Regions from separate parts of the Mus musculus genome. Here all the other regions are linked to region 1. The links are chromatin loops, found by intact Hi-C in ENCODE. Cell type or tissue: left cerebral cortex. All regions are shown on one strand. Region 1 overlaps Mical3 (microtubule associated monooxygenase, calponin and LIM domain containing 3). Region 2 overlaps Mical3 (microtubule associated monooxygenase, calponin and LIM domain containing 3). Region 3 overlaps Mical3 (microtubule associated monooxygenase, calponin and LIM domain containing 3). Region 4 overlaps Mical3 (microtubule associated monooxygenase, calponin and LIM domain containing 3). Region 5 overlaps Mical3 (microtubule associated monooxygenase, calponin and LIM domain containing 3).

Evidence for each region. Hi-C counts contacts between places; a loop is a spot of excess contacts. Peaks named below come from ENCODE experiments on the same cell type or tissue, not always from the same donor. Only the 100,000 strongest peaks of a DNase experiment are listed, where the experiment ranks them.
Region 2: a loop joins it to region 1, with 2.1 times the contacts of the local background. A loop is called at or near these places in 12 of 42 quality-filtered maps.
Region 3: it touches region 1 in a loop (2.1-fold over the local background); 4 of 42 quality-filtered maps call a loop at or near these places.
Region 4: it touches region 1 in a loop (2.0-fold over the local background); 13 of 42 quality-filtered maps call a loop at or near these places.
Region 5: a loop joins it to region 1, with 2.5 times the contacts of the local background. A loop is called at or near these places in 8 of 42 quality-filtered maps.

Annotation. Positions count from the first base shown.
Region 1 is chr6:121,106,703-121,111,702 of GRCm38, forward strand. The region is part of intron 1 of Mical3 (microtubule associated monooxygenase, calponin and LIM domain containing 3); the gene reads right to left. Among named protein-coding and RNA genes, the nearest start is that of Mical3, 22 kb to the right of the region's middle. In left cerebral cortex, a CTCF peak has its summit at 3,113 (motif pointing right); DNase peaks (open chromatin) are centred at 2,752 and 3,757; H3K4me3 peaks cover 2,466 bases; H3K27ac peaks cover 2,146 bases.
Region 2 is chr6:121,010,963-121,015,962 of GRCm38, forward strand. All of the region lies in intron 16 of Mical3 (microtubule associated monooxygenase, calponin and LIM domain containing 3), which reads right to left. Among named protein-coding and RNA genes, the nearest start is that of Gm4651, 51 kb to the right of the region's middle. In left cerebral cortex, a CTCF peak has its summit at 2,966 (motif pointing right); DNase peaks (open chromatin) are centred at 3,067 and 4,224.
Region 3 is chr6:120,969,516-120,974,515 of GRCm38, forward strand. Mical3 (microtubule associated monooxygenase, calponin and LIM domain containing 3) reads right to left here. Exons shown (of 32, transcript NM_001270475.1): 21 at 3,888-4,132. All of the region lies in intron 1 of Gm43915 (predicted gene, 43915), which reads left to right. Among named protein-coding and RNA genes, the nearest start is that of Gm43915, 13 kb to the left of the region's middle. In left cerebral cortex, a CTCF peak has its summit at 2,323 (motif pointing right); a DNase peak (open chromatin) is centred at 2,336.
Region 4 is chr6:121,027,242-121,032,241 of GRCm38, forward strand. Mical3 (microtubule associated monooxygenase, calponin and LIM domain containing 3) reads right to left here. Exons shown (of 32, transcript NM_001270475.1): 10 at 3,756-3,882; 11 at 2,406-2,502. Among named protein-coding and RNA genes, the nearest start is that of Gm4651, 35 kb to the right of the region's middle. In left cerebral cortex, a CTCF peak has its summit at 2,979 (motif pointing left); DNase peaks (open chromatin) are centred at 230 and 2,828; H3K27ac peaks cover 1,567 bases.
Region 5 is chr6:121,037,736-121,042,735 of GRCm38, forward strand. It overlaps Mical3 (microtubule associated monooxygenase, calponin and LIM domain containing 3), which reads right to left. Exons shown (of 32, transcript NM_001270475.1): 2 at 4,261-4,599; 3 at 2,647-2,854; 4 at 752-868; 5 at 275-376. The coding sequence starts at 4,524. Among named protein-coding and RNA genes, the nearest start is that of Gm4651, 24 kb to the right of the region's middle. In left cerebral cortex, a CTCF peak has its summit at 2,194; DNase peaks (open chromatin) are centred at 1,144 and 1,735; H3K27ac peaks cover 2,530 bases.

The DNA.
Region 1 (5,000 bases):
CCCCAGAATAAGACCCTAGGTCTTACTTGCTTTCAGCCGAGGGCTTTCTGCCACGTCCTTGCCCTGGGAACTCACCATGCCCTAGTGTGTCATGTATGAAACAGGGTTAATACCTAGAATAAGTTAAACACACCTATGAGGAGGAAACAGATGATGTGCACCTAGCCCAGGCGCTGAGAATCAATGTCACGAATTTGGGGGCGTGGCTCAGTGGTGAGCGCTGGCCCAGCTGAGAGAGGCCCAGGCACCTGCCTCCAAAGAGAATCAATCAGTGAAGAAAAGGAAGTTCACCTCCTCAAAGAAACAGCAGTAACTGAATCCAGAGCCTGCTTCTGTAAAAATGTCACGCCCAATATCACGCAGCGTAAACAAACCAATGATGGTTCTTATTTTTCCAAGTACATTAGCTCTGATAGCCTTTTAATCTGCTCATAGGACCAGCTGCAAGAAGGGAGGAGGCAAACGGTGGCTCCTTGCCGAGCCCAGAGCAGAGTCCACGAAAGCTAAGCGGCTACTCCTGCCTGCTGGCTACTCCTGCCTGCTGGTCCAGCTTCTGCCATTCTGGCCTCTTCTCAGATGTCAATGCCTGGAAAAATTAAGTCAGGATTCTAGCTCCACTTGGACATGTCAATCCGCGGAGTACAATCCTCACCTCCAAGAGTAATCAACAGATCAAAGAAAGGGTCAACTCTCCTACCGAGTGGAACAAGGTGAGCAGGCGACAGGATCTCTTCTAGTACAGGTGCCATCCTCTCTTTCACAGTGCAACCCTAGATCTGGAGATATGGCTCAGCAGCTAAGAGCACTGACTGTTCTTCCAGGAGCCTGATGTTCAACTCCCAGCACCCATGTCAGACAGCTCACAACCACCTGTAGCTCCAGCTCCAGGGGTCTAATGACCCCTTCTGGCTCCCAAGGGCACCTGCACACACATGTGGACACACACAGACACACATACATACCTTTAAGTAAAAATGAATATGTAAAATGCAACATACTGCTGGGTAGACTGGTCACACCTGCCATCTCTGCAGTCATGAAGTAGACGCAGGAGGATCAGGAGCTCGCCTGCCACAAAGCATGATCAGGTTGGCCATCCTTGGCTATAATAGGGAGTCCAAGGTCCAAAATATACAAGACCCTATGTCCAAAAAAAAAAAAAAGGAGCCAGCCTGGGTTACTTAGCAAGTTCAGGCCAGACTGGAATACACATAAAGAAACCCTGTCTCTAAGGAAAACAAGCCAGTCAGTGGTGGCACAAGCCTTTAATTCCAGCACTCGGGAGGCAGAGGTGAGTGGATCTCCTTGAGTTCGAGGCCAGCTTGATCTACAAAATGGGTTCTAGGACAAGAAGGGCTACACAAAGAAAACTTGTCTTAAAAAAAAAAAAACCAAACCAAACCAAAAACAAGAAAATGCATGAGACAGCTGGAAAACCTCGATTTTTCTTGATTAATTCTTCCCAGTCCAGAAGTGTTTCACTTATAGCCTCTTACTTTAGTCTAGAAAGCTAAAAGTGGGAAGGGGAGGACTGATTTCCTAGTTGGGGGGCTGGGGGGTGCAAGAGGCCCAACTCCATCCCCCACCCAGTTCTTCCAATCAAAGAGGAAAGATATAGATAGATAGATAGATTTTTTTTTTTTTTTACTTAAGACCTACTATGTGGGAAGCACTGTGCAAAGCACTTTTCCTACATTATTTCCAAAGCCCATTTTCTCTCCCACACCTACAAACCACACAATACAAATGCCCTGGTAGGGTGAAAGCCCCAACCAGTTAGCAGTCAAGTTTTAGACTTTTCAAAAGTTAGCACTCTAGCTGAGGAACTGGGTCCAAGTTATAAACGATTCTTTGCAGAACCAACCAAACTGTCTTAGGTATAATTCTGAAATCAACACGTGCTATTAGTATACCACTAAAAGGCAGGCTAGACTTTTACAACCTCGAGCATAAGAAATGCTCACTGGAAGGCTAGAATAACTGACTCGAGTGCATGTGGCAATCAAATACGGAATTTATGATATCCTCTTCAAGGCCCTTGGGAGATGCGCTCACAGAAGTGAAGAACAGCATCCTTTGTGGCCCGGTCATAGTGAACTTAACTCCTGCCGGCAACAACAATCTGTAAGATGCCTTTCTCATCATAAAATCTCACTCTCTCACCATCAACCTAAACGACTGTGTCAAACACACACGGATGTCCTGGTATCTAAACGCTACTCTCTCCAACCATCCACTGCACGCTTTAAATAAACAAAGCAAAACAAAACAACAACAAAAACCCACTATCTATAATGATCTCCACTGCGCTGCATTCATCCGTTTCACACAAGTCATAATTAATGCCTGAGTTAAGCACCAAAATCAAAGCAATACGGATGTGGTGTGCATTCTTGGAAATAACTTTCTGTCTTCTGACTCGGGGGGTGTGAGGGGAATCAGCCAAGATACAAGGCTGACCCACGATCCCAACTGCGCTGAGGCTCCTAAAGGACCCCCTTCTTCCCAGCAACAATTGTGAAAGAGCTTGATGATACGAAGCCTGCCAAGTAGAGACGCCAGAAACCTGCAATCGGCCATCACACCGGCTGTCTGAAAACACCAGACAAGCCCATATCTGGGTAGGGCTCTCTCCAAGGTTATTCTTAAGCTAGTGATGTCTAGTGTGCCAATGGGGACCTCCAACAGTGTTGTCACTTTCTAAGGCAGTTAAGGAGGGGAACAGCGACGAGATAAGAGGCCTCGGTGGCTGCCTGTAGCCCACTCAGTCTACCACCAGACGGAAATGTCAAGAGTTCTCTCTCATGGCCACCTGCCATAAACGTCCTCAGCAACCTACACACTGCGCCTGCTGGGCTCTCCAGACTAGGGACATCGCGGAGCACAGTCCCACTCCCCAGGCTGGGTCTTCTACCCTACAAAGCCTCCTTGGGCACACCCAGCCCAAGTCACTCAGTCCCATTCCTACTAGCGAGATGGCTCTCTTATGTCCTCCCAGGGCGCGACCTGACCTAGCACCCGATTTCTGGAGGTCAGGGACCCGGACACGGGCCCGGCAGAGCGGGAAGCGCAGAGGGGCTTCCTCGCCTGAGCCGCAGCTCCGCCAGCGCTCCGGACGCACGCGTCCGCCAGAGGGAGGCACAAGGCACCGGGCGGGTTGGGATCCCGGGGCTGCCCGGGCGGGACGTGTCCAGCCACGCATCGGGGCGCCGCGGCCACCCGCGCCAAAGCCGCCCGTGGGCCAGCCGCCGACCGGCACACCGAGGCGCAGCGTGGGCGGGATTGTGGTTGCTCCCCAGGAGCACGGCGCTCACCTCTGCTTCATGCTGCTGTGTCCTCGTGGCCGGCGAGGCCACCCAGCCGCGCGCCGGGACACGCAGCCGCAGCCCCCGCGCGCTAGCCCGCAGCGTCCGGCGCGGCAGCAGCAGCAGTAGCGGCGGCAGGAGCGGCGCCGCCGGGGCGGGGCCAGCACATGGGAGGGCGGGGGCTGCGGCCCTTCAGGCTGGACCACCGACCCCAACGGGGGTGCGGGTGCTCAGTGCTCCCGCAGCTCACTCCTGCTCCTCATACTCAGAGGCCCGGTTGTCACCTCCAGGGTCGGTCCTGAAGAAGTCTCACGGATCACAAGCAGGTAAAGAAATGCATAGCTGCCAGTCCCTCCTCCTTGCTCTCTACCCCCTTCGGCATGGACCATATGGTACATTCCTGAAAGCCCAACGGAGTAGGAGAGGAACGAGGTGATTGGCTGGGAATCTTGGAAGGGGCGAGAAGCTACACAAAAGAGCCAACGGGATAACACCAGGGGCATATCAAAGCCGGCCAGACTGGGGATGGGAGGACGCCCTTAAAGGGGACTTGTTTGTTGCCCTCAGAAGCTGCCACAAAAACAAAGCTAGAATTTTCTTCCTGATCTCATCCAGATGAGACAAAGAGGGGAAGTCTCCGATTTTCGGAGTAATAGCTATAGAAAACTTCAGAGAATTGAATCTATATTGAATCTATTTGACTTTGAGTGGATAACTCCAACTCCCTACCTCAGTTTCCTTTTTCAATCAGATGAGACTGTTAGATCACACTTGACCTCTAGGAAGCCTTTCTCTTATTTCCTCATCTCTTTCAAGAGATTATTAATCTCTTCAATTCCGGGCATCTTAAAGAAGTGTGGTTGAAAGTGGGTAGACTTTCTAACACCACTTCTGTACAAACATTACAGGGAGACAGATTGACTATTCTTTCAAGGTCTTTTCATACGTTAAGGAGCATTTTTCCTACCAGGGGATAGATAGATAGATAGATAGATAGATAGATAGATAGATAGATAGATAGATAGATAGATTAGAGTCTAGCGCTCCTAGAGTTTAATGAAGTTTTAGTTGATTCTTCTTCACTGGCCTGCTGGACTGTGCAGGATTCCGATCTTCAGCCACAAATCCCACCAGCTGAATAGTTTGTTCCTGGCCGAAGTCTGTACAGCACACTACTCAATTATGCAAGGGTCCCCTTGTTTTCTGTTTTGTTTTGTTTTGTTTCAGTCACCCTCCATGTCTAGCTGAAGACCTACAAACATCCCTAAAGATCCTCCCCCCCCCCCCCCCACTTTACTCCAGGAAGCTCGACTGGTTCAGACCAATTCCACTCGGTTTGCATAAAGTGTCCTGTGGCTCTGGAGGGCGCGTGTGAAGGTCAGAGGACAGCTTTTAAGAATCAGTTCTCTCCTGCCGTGGGTTCTGGGGATCAAATTCACAGGCCCTCTGCTTTATTTCAGAAGTTTTCAGCCTGCACTCCTCAGCTTCCAAACTGTAAGATAGCCAGGATGCTTTTCCTGAGAGTTTCTCTTGCAGCCAGACAACCCATCTTCCAACTATTGTCCAAAGACACGGAGAAAGTCCGAATCTGCTAGGTAGCCCCTGGAATGGACTAATTGTAGCTACTGACATCTAAGAACTCCCATTTCTACCTTGTGTCCCTGTGACCCTAATTTTCCGTGTTTTCTGCCCCCA
Region 2 (5,000 bases), 96 kb before region 1:
CACCTCTCATGGTAGGAAGTTAGGGAGGCTCTCAGCCACGTGGGAGAGGTTGTCACTAATGCAGAATTACAGCAGGTACAGTTATCCCAGAGATGACATCAACCCCTAGTAAGTGGCTTCAAGGGACAAACCTGTAATGCCACGTGTAAATGGGCAGCTGGTCCAAACTGCAGCATGCCCAGCTTTTGTGGGGCCAACTCTGTAAGTCTGGGAACGCTCACCCTTGAGAACATGTCTCTCTAGGCTCAGCTAAGGCCTGGCTGGGAACTGAGCAATCAATACCATTTTCCAGCTCAACTAAAGAGATGCCCTAGGGGGGCCTGGAGATATGGCTCAGCGGTTAAGAGCACTGACTGCTCTCCCGAAGGTCCTGAGTTCAAATCCCAGCAACCACATGGTGGCTCATAACCACCCATAATGAGATCTGATGACCTCTTCTGGGGTGTCTGAAGACAGCTACAGTATACTTACATATAACAATAAATAAATCTTAAAAAAAAAAAGAGATGCCCTAGGATTGGCTGGCCTCACCTGCCATTAACCCCACATATCATGTCCATTAGTAACAGGGCCTTTGAGACGCATACGCCTGGGACAGGCAGGCACAGGAAAGAGGAGAGCAGAAATGAGACCCAAGCTCTCCTGTGAGAGATGCCCTCATAGGATCTGAAAGTCACCTTTTCTTCACTCTGTGGAGCAGATGACAAAGTGCCCAGCACACGGCAGCCCTTGCCCCACTGTGTGCATCAGGATCCTTCTCTCGTAACCAGGGACTATCTCAGGAGCCATGGCCTGGGACTGCATGCGCAGGGGCATTTGTCATTCAGTTCTTGTGATGTAGCAACTTGGACAAGCACCCCACCCCCCACTCCAAGAGGGATGGAGTCAAGTTCTGTTTGTTTCTGGCATGAAAAGCAGCTGGCTTTCTTCTTCCCACTCCCAGAAGGGTCAAAGTGTAGGAATCGCTGGGCTCACCCCACTGTACGCCACACGCATGCGAGTGCTTCTACACATATACACACTGCCTAAGAATACGAAGCAGAGGCAAAGGCAGCTGACTCTCCGATCCCTAACAAACTCCTCGGAACTGGATCGGAGCCACCCGGGATAAAGCAGGGTTCATTCCACACAGGATTACAAGAAACACCAGGAGTGCTGTGTGCTCACTATTTTACTAGGAGAGTTAGTGACGGCATGGTTCAAATTCTGTAGCACGCACGTGATTAAGAAAACGCAGTCTTCGGTCAAAGATTGAAAAATGCTATCAGTATCGGGCACAGCTTAACAGCGGGTTCGCTCTGACAGGCTGTGACGTGTGAAACACTCAAAGGCAGCGGGCAGCCTCTTTAACATGGGTGTCTGTGGCAGCTCTCTCACACACACAGAGCTTCTGAGGAGCCAGGCAAAGGCAGAGACCTAGGCTCCCTTAGGTGGGTGACACCTGTAGAAAGTGGAGCGAGCAGAGGCTGCAGAACATGGTTTTGTTCAGTCCAGGCCATGCTACCTGTCGGAGGGAGTCAGAGGAGGGAGAGGCAGGGCGGGTGGAGGAGCGGAGGCTAAGGGAGAGCTCCCACTGGTCAACAAAAAATCGACGTGAAGGCTCAGGCTCTGGCTATAAAATACAAGGCAGAGAAAAAGAGCACAGTACATGTTAGAAGTCATGATAGGAAATCCGAGTTTCAGACGGCTTTACTGTTCAGCTGTAGAATGTACATGGTAAATAGAGAAGCAGGTCTTCCTATTTCCAGAATCGAGTGAGCTTCATCTAGAGCTCCCATCTGCTTCCCGCGCTTGCCCAATGCTGGCTCTGGAGCACATCTCGGGAGCTGGGAGCACCTGTGAAGCCTCGGGGCACCTTGGCTTGGTGTTCCTACTGGGTTCACCCTAGGTGGGTAACACCAGCTTCTCACAGAGCCCTCACTGACCTGCGCGGGGATTTTCCCTTGGCAGAGACATCTCCAGTCATGCTAGTTCTCTCCTGACAGAGTGAAGGGCAGGGTTGGGACCCTCACTGTCCTCTGCCAGGGTTCAGGGCGTGCCCTTGTCCTGTGGACAGTGCCCAAGGCCTTCTCCACCTAATGCTAGAGCTCTGGGAAGCTCTATCTGCACTAGGTGTTCAGGATGGGTGTTCTGCTTGCAGAGGAGCCAGATAAACGGAGGGCACGGTCCAGGGACTGATATAAATGCCCCTTGTCTTCCTGACACTGGCCTCAGCTGGTGCAGCAACAGTGGGTAGGATCTTCCTCAGTGCTGGCTATGGGAGCCAGCACCTCTGATCCAGAGGGGAATGAGATAACAGACAGCCTTAAGTTTTCCCGCCACATGCTGGATACAATCTTTACAAGGTGGGAGGGATAGGGGTGCTGCCCAAGCTCCAAGGACAGCCACTGCGTCCCTTTAGTTGACATTTCAGTGTCACAGCAGTGATAAGGCAGCGTGGCAGGTATCTGAGCCTTCCCTATCCTCTGCCCCAAGTGTCTGACAGCTTCTGGGCCCTGAGTATAGTATAGAGACGACTGACCACCTGGAATGTGGAGCAGTCACAGTGCGTGCGGGGACTGAGTGAAGGAGAGCTACAGAGAGTGAGGGTGTGCATGGGCAGGGCTATGGAGTCGGGGAGAAGTCCTGGAAAAGAACAGAAGTGGTGCCCCCGGTATCTAGCCTGAGCCCCACACTGAGGATCTATACACACCAACGTCCGGGAAAAACAAAAGTCCCCCCATGACAGTGTTGTTTAGGCACATCCTGTGCCTGTTGGGGACCTACTCTCCCCGCTGGGCACCGGTGTCCCGGACCTCAGTTTCCTGCCAAGCTTCCTTTCACTCAATGAACTTCCTCACTCCCTTTTCAGATGTTGCTTATTAAAAACCATCAACCTTATTAAGTATGCAAGCTTCAGGACACAGGACACTACCCTGTTCTCTGCTATGGGAGGACCTGGAAAGAAGGAAGAGGCTGTGGACACCGACTTCCCACCAGGCGGCAGTACAGCAGAGCGGGTGACAGGGAGGGGCAGAGGCCAGCCTCCCCTCTTAAACCCGTCCTGCTGGTAGTTTCCTTCAAGGGAAGGGAAGATGGTGCTGCTGCCTATTTCCTGGTGGTCTCGAGATGTGTCCCCGCTTGCTGCCTGGTCCTCAGTGCGGGTCTCAGAGAGCAAAGGCAGGAGGGAGGCGGCTGTGAAATCACCAGAACTTGCGAGACATCAGCTCAGTGCAGATCCGGAAGGACGGGAACAATGCAAAAAGCCTCACAAAATAAGTAGGCTAGGGGCTTCATCACCACATTCATTGAATGAAAAAAAAAATGGAACGATAGTTCATTTTAGACATCCCTGTGTTTTTTTTTTTAGAAAAGATCAGCTATAGCTTTTCATTATGTACCCATCCTGCCTCGGGCTGCGTTTCCTGATCTTCCTATCTGACTTCTTCCCCCGAGAGCCTCAGTTCTTCTTAGTACTTTTATTTCAGGAGCTGAGGCTGACACATCCACTGCCTGTCTGTCCCGAGGCTCCGCTCTTCCACTCCTCCCCGATGACCAATGCCCTTTGGCTACCCTAGGGGAAGAGGTGATAAGGTCTTGGCATGGGATAGAGGAACACAAATGGGAAGTCTCTACGGCCCACTGCAACAATGAAAGCACCAGGGTTAGCATCCAGTCTGAATGCTTTGCAGATGGACACTCTGCCGTGAATGCTACCGTGCGGGACAACGCTGTTAGCAAAGAGTTCTGGCTCTTGGCTGGGTGACAAGTGTGCAGAAAGCTAGGAGAAGGGGCTCTTCTCCACGCTCCCTTCCCTCTGCCCCACCACACAGCGTGCCCCAAAGGTGGGCTCTCAGCACCCCGTGCCACAGGCTCATGCTTTTACCCTCTTGAGGTGGGGATCCTGCTTGCCACGGCTGTCAGCATGAAGAGTCCTGTACATCTGTTGGCAACAAGATAAAAACTTAAGCTCCATCCCGACCAGCTCGGTAACAGTGGGAGATTTAGGCAAGAATTCAGGGTTCACATTTATATATATCCCCCAGCCTGAGACTTCCCTAACCAGCTGTCCACAATCCCACCGGTACCAAATTCCATGATCTGCGACAATTTTCTGCCCACCTGCCTCTAATGAGGCTCCCTACACAGGCCAAGCACTGTGGTTAGTACAAAGGTGGAACGATGTGTGTTTCGCACAGTGGTATAAGATTGGAGGCGTGCAGTGAAAGGCTCAGGGGAGGAGGGTTGGCAGGGAAGCTTTCCACAGCAAGAAAGGTGGGGAGAGGACACCGGATGAGCAAAGGACCTTTACAGAGCGCAGAGGAGACTCTGGAGTGGGGAGCAGGCCTTGAATAGGAACAGGGGAGCGGGGCTCGGGTTACTGAGGGGAGAGGTATGTGGAGCCTGGTGGCACTCTCAGTTAATGCAGAGGATCATGGGAAATCTTAGGACAGGCACAAGGCTGCCTCAGTGAGCTGAGGTGGCAACTGTGGGGACAGGAGGACCACACTGTCCACTCAAGGTAACTTGAGATGTCCATCCTTGGGAAGTGGATGCTAGTGTCTGGGGTCTGACCTCATCCAGTGCCGATGCCACACTGCCACAGGCAGCATGAGCCCAGCACCAGCCTCTGGCTCCCGCTCGGTTCCAGGACATTGCTCACCTGTCCTCTTGCATAACTCCTTGGCCTCTCCACCCTACACCTCAGAGTGCAAATTGGAGATGGTGGTGGGACCTGCCCCACAGTTACTGTGGGGACTGACTGAGTGACTGAGGAGCAGAACAAATGCTCAAACTGTGAGCCCTTTTTGTTTGTTTGTTTGTTTGTTTGTTTGTTTTTGAGACAGGGTTTCTCTGTGTAACCCTGACTGTCCTGGAACTCACTCTGTAGACCAGGCTGGCCTCGAACTCAGAAATCCGCCTGCCTCTGCCTCCCGAGTGCTGGGATTAAAGCTGTGCGCCACGCCCGGCTGTGAGCCCTTATTAAGAGGAGGCACTGGGCAGTCACAGAGGCTAGCACG
Region 3 (5,000 bases), 140 kb before region 1:
GGAGGATAGAGGGAGGACAGGAAGGAACAGCGAACAGTCAAGGGAAAGAGGGAGGAGACAGCACAGGAAACGAAAGAGTTACAGCGTTTGCCAGGACCAGTGTGAATAAGAAAGAGGTAAAAATTGAGAACATGCATGTTTGCACACACACGCAAGCACACACGCACACATACACACATGCATACCCACACAGATGCACACCCGCACACACATGCATGTACACACACCTTCTGTTGATTAGGTTTGATTTAGTAATTTTGAGCTTTGCATAAACATTTCTTAGTACAATGAAATCCACACTCCTCCAAATGCAGAAGGAATTTTTCCTTTCCCTCATGGATCTGAGGCCCACACTGCCCAGGGCGGAACAGGGTGGACGACCCTCACCTTATAGGACCATCACTCCAGGGCCCAGGATATGGCTGTTACCTAGCACAGCACGAGCTCCCGAGAACACCCTTCCTGTCAGTCACAGGTAGGCTCGGATGGTGCACGGCTCTGCAGGGAGCCAGCCAACTAACCAGGACAGATGTGTGCTCTGCCGGAACTTTCATTTTTACCCTCTGCAGTAAAGCCGCTGCTGGGGAGGGAAAGCCCTTTGGCCAGAGAGCTCATGCTGCATGCTGGCATGGTGGCGGGGGTTCCGACACAGGGAACGTGGTCAGCGTGGAGGGTGAGGACAGCAGCTAGAAGACGAAGCAGAGATCTGTCCTGTGAGGTCTGGAACTCCAGTATTCAGGCAGGAGTGAGGCCAAAGCTTCTTCCCTAATGTGGGTCAAGCCCTTCCTTCCTTGCAGGCTGCATCTGAAGCCCTTCTGACCCCTCCGGGCATGAGATCTGCCTCTCAGCTATAGAAAATCCCAGCAGCGCCCCCTGCATTCACCCTTGCTGCCAGAGCAGGTGGAAGTCACATGCAGCCCCTGCCCCGAAGGACCCTCTCATTAGTGCTTGCTTGGGTCATGCCACACAGTAGGGTTAAGATAGCGGGACAGCCAGTGACTACGGAGCGTGGGTGTGGGCACTGAGGAAGAAAGGGCAGCTATTTCGGCAGTAAGAGCAGGTGCCACTGACCTGAAGGACTCTGTGGCTTCAGGCTGAAGCCAGCTCCCATCTGGGAGTGTCTGTCTGTCCTCCCCTTGACGCCCTTAACTAGACTCACCTGTCACTACCAGGGCAGCTCTATGACTTAACCTAATGAAGATGTGGCATGGCGTGGCTGGCACAAAAGCAAAGTGAATTCTCTGATGTGGAGGTTAACCTGTTCCATGATGTGGAGCGGCGGCCCCACAGACTCTCTTACTGATCAATATGGATTCACAGTCCATCCTCAAAGACAGACTGCCCAGATTGTGCTGTCCAGGGCTGAATAACAGCAAACGGACTGACAGCTCAGATGTGTCAGGAGCCCGGAGGGTGAGGCTCAGAGAGAAAGGCTGTTCCTTTCTTTGGCTTCTAAGCCACAGAAGGAAGAGTTCCGTCTTTTCTCTGAGCACAGCTCTGCCTTTTGCCAACACTTGCAGACTTGTGGGGTGTGTGTATCTGTGGTGTGTATATGGTGTGAAGTGTGTATGTGTAGTATGTATGTGTGGTGTGTGTCTCTCTGTGTGGTGTATGTATGTGTGGTGTGTGTTTATGTTGTATGTGTGCTGTGTATGTATGTGGTGTGTGTGTGTAGTATATATGTGTGTGCTGTGTATGTGTACATATGCTATGTGTTTATGTTGTGTGTGTGTTATGTGTATGTGTGTCATGTGTGTGTTGTGTGTGTGCTGTGTATGTATGTGGTGTGGGTGGGTATGTGTGCTATATGTGTGTGTTGTGTGGTTGTGTATGTGTGTTGTATGTGTGCTGTGTATGTACATGGTGTGTATATGTGTGTGTGTGGTGTGAATGGGAACCATTGGCAGCACAGAGACCCTGGGGTGAGACTGAAGAGCTGTAGCTAGGCAGTGAGGTTTAACTGGATAAAGGGAACTCAGAGCGAAAGCTACAGGGACACAGGTGTGGTCACATTCTAAAAACCTTGTTCTCTGTCTTCTGGGGATCTGCTAACTCACATGCTAGTCTGTGCTTTGTCTAGGGAGGCCGGGTCAGGGACACGTGCCCAGGTATGCCCAGAGCCTTTGAGAACAGCTTTACGAAAAAGACCTTCCACGTGGGGCCTGCTCTTGGAGGCATATTTTAGGTGGCTGCTGGGGAGCCGGGGTGGAGATGGGCAGGAGGCAAAGCGGGTACCTTCACATGTACCCATTTCTTCTTCCTTTGAGAGATGCTGGAGCCACTGGCCTTGTAGGAGTTCTCTGTCCCAGGGGCAGTACTCCCCTTCTACAGCAGGGGGAGCCAGACACCCACAGACAGCACCAAGAATCCCACAGAGGGACAGGTAGAGAAGGGAACGGAGGGAAGAAAGAAAAGAAAGAGCAAAGTTATCCCGGCTGCATGCAAGTGTGTCCTGCCACTCGTCCACACAGGCATCCAGGTCTGCAGCCCCAAATATGTGCTGCAGGCTGGGGACAAGGGAACATCTAGGACTTGGCTGAGTGTGTGGGGAAATTCCCAGATTGGCAAGTGAAGTCTTCAAGAAGGGAAGGTGGGCAGACTCTCCCAGGGTTGTGTTAGGGCTAAAAGCGGCTAAGTACCATCACGTGGAACAGACAAACTATGTTTCCCCGAGGGAGCTATGAAGGGGACGGACTCGCCCTGGTGAGTGTGAACACATGGGAACTCTAAGCCAGCATGGTTCTGCAGACGGGACACAACAGACAAACCATGCTCTGGCCAACGCCAGCCTTTCCAGCACGTTCCCTCTTCCTGTCTCATGAAACTCAGTGAGTCTGCCTAGAGTCCACTTTGGCCTTCGGAGGAGTCAGAGCAGGAGGGTGAGAGAGGATGCACTCTGGGGAGGCTGTCAACACCACAAAGGGTTCTGACCCTGAGCAGACTGGGACAGTCCATGGCAGCAAATCCACAGAGCCCAGGGACAAGCAATGCTGCCACAGTGAGCTAGTTCTCTGTGCCCGTGCTGTCTGGAATTTAACCCGGAACTCTGATGTGGGGCTGCAAGAACAAGGGTGTGTACCCCCTTTGGCTCCATGTCCCTTGGAAGTGGCCATGGCTCTCCTCGGGGAGCCGGATCTCTACCAGCCCTGGCTCCCTCCTTCCTACCCATGGGCCCTCTGCAGCCAGGGAAAGAGTGATATTCTTACACAGCCAAGTTCCTCATGTCTTCAGGTCTCAGTCAGACGCTTGCCCAAGGCAAGAGGAGGTTTACAAGTGGCCAGAATGGCTGGAAACTCAATGAGCGTTCTTCAGGCCCCAAATGTTACTGACAGTTGTGGCTGGTGCTGGTCTAGTGAGCACTTAAGATGGCAGCCTCCTGCCACCGTGCACCAGGGAGACTCCTGGAAGGAGCCAACCTCCTCTGTCTTTACTAGAGTAAAGTTCTATCAGAAGCTGAAGGGGAAAAGGATAAAATGAAAAAGTAAAAGGAACTTAATTTGGACAGAGTCCTCAGATGAGCCCCGCCTTCCACTTCCAGGTTAAAAATACCAGTGTGTGTGTGTGTGTGTGTGTGTGTGTGTGTGTGTGTGGAAGGCGGTGACCAGGAGGAGAGCAGTAAGCAGGATGTAAAGTGAGTAAGTTAAAAAAATTAATAAAAATTAAAAAAAAAAGACCCAATGTACACAAGGGACATTTTTGGTTCAGCTTGCCATCACTGCATCTGCCTCTGTTCTACCTAAGGTCGGGGTGAACGAGGGCCAGAAAACCTCAGGTCTTGAGGGCAGCATGCAGACTCTAGTGTCTGTGAGACCTTATATTCACGCTGGCAAGAGCTGAAGGGGGGAGGGGAGGTACGACGGGTCGGGACCAGAGGAGATGGTTCTGACCTTCACTGGATTCCTCCTCTTCCTCCTCCTCATACTCTTCATCCTCTTCTTCGTATTCCTCCTCCTCTTCTTCTTCCTCGGGCTCGAAGTTCTTGGAGGCTTCCAGCTCCTCTTCACTCCTTCCCTTCAGAAGGGCATGGATCCTGACTGCCTCCTTCCAGGGAACCCCGCCCAGGTCAGAGGTGGGGAGATGATCATCTTCGTCATCTTCCTCTTCCTCCTCCTCCATCTCCGACTCAGAACTGCTGAGAGAAAGAAAGCACCCAGCTTGAGTGAAGGAATGATAGCAGTAAGGTTCAGAGCCACGGTCGGTCGCAGGTAGCAGATCCCAAACAAAGCAAGGGAGAGGGAGGTCAGGCTGCCCTTCCCCAGCCAGGGAAGGGACAAGAAGGAACCCACTAATGGGACAGAAAGACAGACACACATGTACAATACCTATGCAGACCCTAGGTTAGCTGTCTCTTGTAAGGCTATGCCAGTGCCTGGCAAATACAGAAGTGGATGCTCACAGTCATCTATAGGATGGAACACTGGGACCCCAAAGGAGGAGCTAGAGAAAGTACCTGTATTGGCTAGTTCTGTGTCAACTTGACACAGCTGGGGTTATCACAGAGAAAGGAGCTTCAGTTGAGGAAATGCCTCCATGAGATACAACTGTCAGGCATTTTCTCAATTAGTGATCAAGGGGGAAAGGCCCCTTGTGGGTGGGACCATCTCTGGGCTGGTAGTCTTGGGTTCTATAAGAGAGCAGGCTGAGCAAGTCAGGGGAGGCAAGCCAGTAAAGAACATCCCTCCATGGCCTCTGCATCAGCTCCTGCTCCCTGACCTGCTTGAGTTCCAGTCCTGACTTCCTTCGGTGATGAACAGCAGCATGGAAGTGTAAGCCGAATAAACCCTTTCCTCCCCAACTTGCTTCTTGGTCATGATGTTTGTGCAGGAATAGAAACCCTGACTAAGACAAATTGGTACCAGCAGAGTGGGGTATTCCTGTGACAACCTGACCATGTTTTGGGGAGGACTGTGGAAGGACTTTGGAACTTTGGGCTTGAAGATCCATCCATTGTTAAAAGCTCTGTCAGATGTTGTGTAGGAGCTTGGAAGATAATGTTGAGA
Region 4 (5,000 bases), 79 kb before region 1:
GTAAAGCCCAAGTTGATGTCTGTCACCGGCATCATGACAGTTTCATGATGATACAATTTTAGGTACCACCTATCCGATTCCTGGGTCAATGCCCCAGACAGATACCTCTGAGCAGGGTGACAAGGACCTGCCACTCTGAAGCCATGTCCCAGCAGCACTCCTGGAGACAAGCGGATGGCAAAGTGCCACCTGCGGAGTTGATACCTCATTGGCAACAGAGTCAAGATCTCCCAGGAGAGTTGCCTGGCAACAGGCTGAGGAAGCTGGTTCCTCCCTAGCAACACCCAGGAGATTAGATTAGAAAAGGTTTCTCCTGTAGTACCTTAAACCCAAGCAAACAAAACCTTAGTCTTGCTTGCTAAGGTCTTGACTGAGAGCCAAGTGAAGAGACTGCGGGGCAAGGCCAATCAGACCACAACCGGGCCCTGGCTGGCAACCTGTGTTATAAATAGCCACATATGGAGACCACTACAAGGCAAAGACACACATGTTTTTCTGCCTCGCTGACGTGTCTTCATCATGAGTAGTTCTGCTCACACTTAAGAGAACCTGTGAGCACTGACCTGCGTTTGAGATGTCTGCTCCTGGCCCCTGAGGCAGTGGATATTTAGCTTTACACTAAGTCACCTGGAGACTTGCGAGCAGATCAAAAATGACTGTGCACCTTGCACAGTGGCCTTCACAGTGACCACGTAGACTGAGACAACTCCTGGCTCTGACACGGATCTACTTAGGCGTTGCCCGTGTCTGTATACCTATCCATGCACATCAGGCCACCTCAGAACCACAGGTGGACACAGGAATGGTTGAGGGATGCCGTCTCTGTTCTCAAGGGGTTGACACCCCAGAGGAGAAAGAAGAGGTTTCTGATTGCCTGCAGGTTTTCACCTCTACCTTCACATCTCATGACCACATTAAATCAAACCGTTCAAGAGAGACCTCAAACCTCTCCGGCCTCCTCCACCTTCTTGTCTGGACTGACGCAGCATAAACCAATAAACCACAACCACCTACCTGGTATCTCTCAGGACAATTAACTGTCGTGCCGATCCACTGTGGTATCTTCAGACTTTTAATATTAACAACAACGGCAGACCTGTTGCTGTTCCCACCCACTGTGCGCCAAGCGCTGTGGTGAGCAATGTGCCAGAGACCTCCCGACCACAACTGAGAGCAGGATTGTTTCCAGATCACAGGCAAGGAACCTCAAGTTCTGAGGCGCTAAGTCCTATGCCCACGGCCACCCGATTTACACATGGCACAGGTAGGCCTGAGAGCTGTTTGTATCTGGCCCAAAGTCCAGGTTCTTCTGTGATCAGCCCCAGAGTCTGGCTTTTCTCACACACAGACTATGGAACTGTTTCCTAAACAGCCTCCCTGCACCAAGTGTATTTCCCTACTCAGTCTGTCCTAATGCACCCAACCCGTCGTACTCAAGGCCGCTCTCCATGGATAATCTCCAACAACCCTCCAATACACACGAAATACAGAATGGCCTTCACGTTGGCCCCGGCATGGTGCTGCTGGCTCAGGACCCAGCTAGATGGCTACTGACCACATTTCTACGAGGCCTCTTCCAAAACGTGGTTGTGTGTATGGCTGACCAGGAGCTTGTGTGCACTGGGGACACTTTGTCACCTGTTCTCTCTCACTCTCTCCAGGATCTGTAATTGATCATCGTGGGACACTGACCTCCACGCGTGACAGCCATTACTATCGTCATCAAAGCAGCCATCATTAATGCCAAGAAACCCTTAAGCTGTGGATGCTCCCTCAGAGGAGGGAGATACCTCCCTCCCACCTTTTCAAAACTCTGCCTCGGCTGAGCACAGTCTTAGGAGGTGCCAGGCAGACAGACAGAAGGCAGGCGGTTAACTGAAGGGAGGACTCCACCTCTCCGCTATGGAGAGGCATTGTCTCTGTGGGAGAGGGACTTTCAGTGATGTGGATGTCTGGAGGTCACCTGTGTTCCTGCAGGCAAGCTTATTAACTCACTGGTGCACAGAGCTGCCCTTGAGTGGACTCACTACTTTTGTCTATTGTTGGTTCCCTATGTGGGGCAAACAGACATTCATTTGTTATTATCTCCCCAGCAAGAGTTCATACGACAATAATTTACCTCTACTCTTACACTACATGAGACCACAGCACTTTTCTCTGTGTTTGAGGACTGTTCTGTGTATCCCAGAACACGTAAGCAATGTTCCCAAGTCCTATCCACTAGGTGCTACTAGCAAACCTACCCCAGTCACGACAGTCAAAACACACCCTGGCAGCCATCTAATAACCCCAGAGGGTGACATCACTGGCGGCAGCCCTGGGCCTTTGATAGCACTATGGTCATGCAACGCTCGACGGATGAGTGGAGACTTCTTTCAAACAGGTTAGCCCATTATGGAACTCACCGTTGCGAGTCAGCTTGGGAGTGGTTCGGGGATTCACCATGTTCTCCATTTCCAGGTGGATATCTTTTGTTTCTCCGCTATCGTATAAATGGCGCACCTGGCAGAAAGTTGAAAGGTTGGGACGGAAACGCAAACCCTGAACAACAACTCCCCACTTAAAAGGAGAATGACCAGAGGCCAGCTGGTAAAGTCTATTATGTTTACTTTCTGGTAGACCTGGGTTGAGGTTAGGGTCTTGCATGGCTAAGCAGAGCTGTACGCCATGGTAAAGCTTTGGCAGAATCTATCTGACCACCTTAGAGCTTTAATGGAATGAAGTTACTGGAGGCTCATGGAACCTGGCCGTAGGCGGGCTGTGCTGAGAGTAAGCCAGCTGGCTCTGATCCGGGGCTGCCCACCTTCACATTGTTCAGCACTATGCAAACACATACAAGAAGCCCGAGACACCGGGCAGAAGGCAAAGAAGGAAAGCCTCTGGAATAAAGATGAATGTGTGAAGCAGGCTGCTTCCTGAAGAGTCTGCTGCTCCGGGCTGCTGTGCTCTCAAGTGCGCCACTCTCGACAAGAAGGCAGCTTAACAGACTCTGGATAACACGGTGCAAGGTCTAGGCTAACGCCTTCTCCTGGCAGAGCGTGTCTGAGCCTTTAAAGCTCATTTGCCTAACAGTGATGCTGTGGGTGGGCAGGGGTCAGCACCTACACTTCTCAGGTGAAAAACAGGTTCAGAGAACGCCAAACCGCCTGGCTGAGTGCCAGGTGAAGGGTGGTGATGCCACAGTGACATCACCCTTCCCAACTACTGAGCCAGCCGGCGTCCTTTCCCTCTCACCTCGTGGCTTGAATCAAGAGGCAAGGGTGAAGTTCTAGGTCTATTGTCTTCGTGACTTCTGATCTTCTACACGTCATTAAAAAAAAACCCTCTGCTTAGTCAAGCATGGTGGCCCACAACCAGCACTCAGAGCTGGTTCAAGAGGATAAGTCCCACGTCAGAGCCAGCCTGGGCTTTGGAGTAAGTAAGTTCCACCTGAGCCTGGGTTACAGCACAAGTCATCCCCACCCTAACCCCAAACTCAAAACAAATGACCAACCAATAAAGAAAAAGAAGGGCGGACTGACCCTCTGTGATGAGTGTGTTCATGGGAAATAATACCTGCTTTTAACAACACAGAGACGTCAACATGGATTACTTAGTGTGTGCTGTATAACAGCAAACACAGCTACACTCATTCCTACTGGAATACATACTGTAGAATAACAAACACTTATACACATTCCTATCTGATCTACTGACCAGTTACGAGCATCCTGAACGTGGGCCTCGGTGTACAAAACTCACAAGACGGCTCTTACCTGGCTTGGCCTGAGGAAGTTGATGTTGATATTGGGATACCTAGTGACAGGGTCGATGCTATATTGGCTGAAGTTTTTGCTCACGTTCTCAGGGGTGGTCTGAGGCAGCAACCTATAAATGCTTTCCCTGCAATGACATACAACCGTGTGCTCACATGCAATGACATATAACTGTGTGTTCATAGCAGTAACAAGAAACACGTCACTGGACAGGTCAGCCAAACAGTCAGTCATCACAGATGAATCTATCTAATCAAATCCCCAGTTCTCAGTGATTCCATGGTCCCAGATCGGGGAAAGGGCCGGAAGGAAGAGCAGGGGCAGTGTAGTGGGCAGCGCCGAATACTGCTAATTTAGAAGGCTGGTATGTAGTGTGCCAGTATTTATTATGGGTTTTAAGAAATTAAAGGGAACATTGTGGCCAGCTCTGTAGGGTTACAGGGATGCAGAGTCTCTTATCTTTGCTGAACCTTCCCCTCAATAGTAGAATATTAAATCTGAAGTACGAAGGACATTTCGAAAATGCCTTCTGTTTGCACAGAGGACTGTTTACGCCTCGAGGAGTCTGTCAGGGCTGTGGTTACTTGCCCAAAGGTCATATGCTGGAAGTCAGGCCCTCGGCATGGTGCTGGTGAAGTGGTAGATGTCGTAGCTCACACATTTAATTCTAGCACTTAGGGGGGAAGTATGGAAGACTTTGGGACTCTGGACTAGGGAAACCTCTGAACACTGTCAGCACGGCCTAACAGGCCATCTTGGTAGGAGCTTAGAAGACAATAGCACTTAGAGCAATGTGTACTATGGAGGCCCTGCCCAAGGGGTTTTGGAAGGGAACAACATTAACAACTGGGCTAAAAGCCATTCTTGAGATACTTTGGGAGGGAAAAGAAGTAGCCGCTTTTTGCCTTTGTCTTAAGGCTGAAGAGTTTGAAACATTTTGTTGGCAGAGAGATTTCAAGACAGCCTAATAGTGACTCTGTCACATGATTACTAGCACACATTTTTATGCAGGTCCACAATGAAAGAGAGCAAGTGGGGCAAAAAAAAAAAAAGTACAGTTTGAGGAGAATTCAGGCACAAGGAAATTCAATGTTGGCACTAAGGCTTGTGCTGAAAGAGATGAAGAGGAGGAGAAAGGGTGGTGAGGTCCACACGGCTACCCTGCAGCTGGTGAGAGGAAAAGGCCTTCGGTTCTCCTTCTAAAGAGCAACAACCAGCCAAAGCTGCTGCAAATGTCACTCAAGC
Region 5 (5,000 bases), 69 kb before region 1:
CAACTTGAGATCCAAACAACCGGATCGTTACTCAGTACTAAAGGTTACCCTTAATGTGAAGGGGCACGGTGTGCCCGTCTCATCTGTGCATGGACTAAAAGCTGTGGTATGAATATCTTTGAGCACAGTTCATGTCCTAGTGTCCTGTGAGAAAGACCCTTGCAGGCACTGACTGGACAACACACTTGCAATCTCTCAGGGGTGTGGTCTCGGGGACAGGCCAGCCTCCAATCTATGAAAAGCCAGGCAAAGGAGCATAGGCGAAGGCCAGTACCTTCCAAGGTGTTCCTACGCCCATCTCCACCGATGATAACTTCAAATTCATATTCTGATACAGGATGAGTTTTGGGGTGCACCAATGCTCGCCATCCTATCCCTGAGGGCCAAAAGCAAAACGAAGGTGGAAACACAGACTAAGTCATAGGCCCACACAAAGATCACACCAAATCCCAATCCACAGAACCACATGAAATACAACAAGGGGTGGCCTCAGGCAGGAAACCTTGATGAGAGCTCACAAAGATTTTCTTTACCTTCAAAAATTTTATAATATGAATGTTCGCCACACCTACTATTGTGCCAAAGGCCTCTTAGGTAACGCGAAAGTCCAGAAAAGCCCAGGCTGCATGAACAAAGCCCCTTTAGTCACGGCTGAAACTGCCTGAAAGTTGTTCTGGCTTCTCCCATGATCTCAGCTGTGCTCACCCACTAAGTGCCCTCATGCCTTCCTCCTCTGACCAGTGGGACTCACGTTCATTCTCTTGGTCCTCGGGAGGCTGAACAAGTCCTTGGAATTCCACATTGACATGGATCTCAATGCCCAAGATCAAGGCTACCTTCAAGAGGATTAGCTGGAGCTGACGGATACCTAGAAGAACACAGACATCTTGACAGGGCAAGGGAATGGGGAGGCGAGAGCCCCATGGCGCATACCCTCAGGCCCATCCATCTTAGCTCAGGTTCCCAAAGGTTATCACAGCAGAGATGTGCTTCACGAGCTCTCATTTCTTTCTCCGCATCGTAAAGGAAACATCAAACAGTGAAAGAAACATTCTGGATAAACTAGGCCACCCCGCTTCGGGAGCTGGGTGTTCCGAACGGTCTGACATGACTACCGAGACATCATAGAACAGTGGCCAAGGAGAATCACTCTTCTATTTCCTGGGTCCAGGGAGAGCCACTGTTATCAGAGTCAGCCACAGGAGAGGTGTGCCCATGGGTTAAGATGCCATTGCATCTGCCTTCTACCCTGAACCCCTGCTGACCTCACACATTCCTACCAGAAAATTCCTACCTACAAAAGAAATCACAACCCCATCCTATCCCCACCACCAGTGACTTACGGTTGTGCAAACTGAGGTCCAAAAGGACTGACAATCCTGCTCATCATCACAGTAATAAACATGTATGATGTCTAAAGGGTCCCCATCAGATCTGGAACCAACACCAGGTAACAGAGACAGAAATCCTGTCCTTGATCTAAGATACTGTCTGTCCTAAAATAAATCTGGCCACAGATGAGGATCACAAATCCAATCAGTCAACCCTTGGTCCTCTCTTAAGGCCAAATTTACCTGCAGCCTGTGACTAACGAGCTAGAGGACTCGCAAATCCCCTGCTAAGTCATCCTGATTGTTCCTCTCCTCAGCTGACCATATCCTCGCCCTTCTGAGTCACACCCCCAAAGACGCGCTGAGAGGCGAGCTAGCACACACGTTATTTTTGTAGACAACTGTGGGCTCTGAGATGCTTTACAAATTACAGCCTGGCAGATGGGCTGAGCACTTCCTCTTGCCAGTGGAATGTGGCAGCCGCCAGCTAGTGTTGAATAAATTGGTATAACCATTTCAAACAGCAAAAAAAGGTCTAATGGCTGAGTGTCTTTCCAGGTCACATATGGAGGGGCTCAGCACAACTGCTCCTTACTAACATTTCCCCGACTAATTAATGACAGGAAAAAGATTTCTCTAGCTTGGTGAGATAGATGCTGTTCCAAACTGGTTTCAGTTTGAGCATTTACAGTCATGAAAACAGGACCATCTTAGACAAACACAAGGCCCTGAGTTCACTCATCACCTAACACAGACGCTCTCACAGTGGACCTGATATATGTGTCCAAGCCTCTACTCTAACTTGCGTGTGTATGGTTCCCCAGGTCTGTCCCCATGGCCCTGTAGAGGGCGTGCAGGATCACAGTGCAGCATCAAAGCTATGCACTTCTCCCACTGAACTAAGAACCACCAGAGGGTTCAAATCCAACCTGTCTACCTTATTCTCAATGCCCACCCTTCCCTTCAACTGAACTGCATATACCATGGGTACTCAGGAAGAGTCCAAGACCCAACCAAAAATTTGTGGAGACATGGTTTCTCTGTTGTAGTACTGGCTGTCCTAGAATTCTCTCTGTAGAACAGGCTGGTCTTGAACTCACAATCTGTCTGAGTGCTGGGATTAAAAGTGCGCACCACCAAACCTGGCCCCCAATTAAGGATCTTTAAAGCAAACTTTAACTCCTTTTGTACAAGAGCCCCACTTGGTTAAGAAGGCAGGTTATAGACCAGGGTGGCGGGTGCAAATGCTGGGTGAGGAGGAAGTCCTCACTTAACCCACCGAAGAAGGAAAGCAAGAAGAGCCAGTGTTACTCACTGATATGGTCGATGGCTCCGGCACAGAACTTGCCGTAGAATTTCTTGGCACCCAGGCCTCGGAGATCGTGTATGGTGAAGGGCCAGAGATGTAAGACATTGTTGCGGGAGAAGGCATCTCGCTTTTCAATAACAACCACCTTGGCTCCCAACAAGGACAAGTCGATGGCTGTGCGCAGCCCACAGGGGCCAGCTCCAATGATGAGACACTGAAAGATACAGGTGCTCTCAGGGCCAAGGCCACGCCTCTCAAGTCCCACATTCACCCCTATGTCCAAACTCCAGGACCAAGACGCTGGAAGCCTGACTCGGACCACTGAGTCCTTGCAGAGGCTTGAAGGACGAGCTCATGCTTGGTGGGCTGGGAAGACTGAACCCCTGGCATGTCTACCTCAAGCAGCTTAGAGAACCCGTAGATCGGCAAAACTTAAATGGGGCATCATCTAAACCAACAGCATGAAAATCACATCTCATCTTTTATCAAGACAGGGACCCTTAGGAAGTCTCTAAGGTTGCTGCCAAAGGGTAGATTAGTAGCCTCAGCCAGGCAATCAAGCCTGGGGCTACCACGGAAATGATGCCCAGGAGGCAACTTTCAAGACTCAAAAGTTCATGTACAGGAAAGATTTTTTTTGTCTTTCAAAGATTCTATCTATCTATCTATCTATCTATCTATCTATCTATCTATCTATCTATCCATCCCTGTCTATGTATCTATCTATCTAATGTGTGTAAGCCTGAGCATATGTATGTACACCATCTGTTTAACTCCTTCAGCAGAGGTCGGAGGCATCAGAGGAGCCTCTGACAGTGGAGCTGTGTTCTATCTTGTTTTAAAATACATGTAGAGTGCTGTGCATGTGTGATTTTGGGGAGGGGGAGTGCTGAAGCTGGGGACCCGGGGCCTGTGAAGCAAGTGGTCTACCTCCGAGCTCCCCTTATTTTATTTTAAGTTAAAGTGTAGTCGTTCGTGATACCAGGCCTTCAGATCTTTACATTGCTCTATAGGATGGCTCTCTGGGCGCCCCACAGGGTAAACTAAAACTCGTGAAAAGCCAAAATAACAACCCTGAAGTCTCTGGAAATTTGTTTACTAACTTTCCCCAAACTTCTCCCAAAAGGATTTCCTCAGAGAAGGCGGCAGGACACGCCTCTCTCTCCTTCACTTCCTCACTCCTACCCCAACTCAGGTGAGTGCATCTCTCAGGACTCAGTCCAAAGCTATTTCATGGAAACTAGCTTTTTCCACGCTAGGAAGGCAGCTAGAAATACTTCAGTTCCCAGGGTCCTTGTCTGTGAATTACAGCAGGCCTCGTGACAGAGCCTTACCAGGTGCTGAATACGGAACAATGACATGGAAAAGATGACAGGCCAGGAACCATTAAATCACAGATGCTCATAGAGGCCTGGCTCTGTCCCTGCTAAGCAACCTGCCTTCTCCTACCAGTGTGAAGCTAGGGCAAGGCGTCAAAAAAATAAAAAGTTATTACCCACCTACCCTCAAATGTTGAACATTCAATAACTGACTACGTGAAATACGCTCAGAAAGGAGTCTGGTGGGTGGAAGGAACCCCTTCAGCCCAGCTGAGCCTGGCTCTCCTCCCAGAATCCCTACCTTTGTGTTGGTGCAGGCTTTGCCCTTTTTGTAGTCTTTGTGACTGCCCCGCTTGTCCAATTTGGCCCAGAGGGCTTTGGCCTTCCAGTAGTTGAGCTTGGACTTGAGCTTGTGGTAGAAGGACCGGTAGTCCTTGGGCTTCAGCTCCAGGTGGTCACAGAGCTCTTGGAAGGCCCTGAGGGTCCCCTTGCAGGTGGTGGCCTGGACAAAGCGGTCAAAGAGGACGTGAGCTTGGTTCGTTGTCTCCTGCTTCCTCTCCTCCATGTTCCCCTACTCTTGGCACAGCTCCACGGAGGGGCGGTGGAATGGTGCTGATCCACCTGGCACTGTCACCTTAATCTAAGAGAAAACACGGAAGAAAAGGAAACTGTCAACATCTCTGTTCATTTCCCACGAGACACGCTCCTGCCCATAGAGCGGTGACAGTCACATCCCTGACAGGTGTGCACTCAAACACTCCAGGCACCATCCGGGTGTCGGGGAGCTGACAGTCTAGTGGGTGACATGATCACAGAGTTACAGTGGGCAATTCACGGCCTGCTGTGGCTTTCAGCTAGGCAAGAAAGGCACGCAATACTGGGCAGGGAAGTCGTTCTGGCTGTTCCACAAGGGTCTCCTACACGTCAGCCAACAGTGAGTCCCAGTTTTCTGATGGAGGCCACTAGGAAACTAGAGCAAGTCGAGAGATTAAAACCATGAGCACTCACTTGTGGGGATGGCTGGCGAGTTCACTGTCCTGA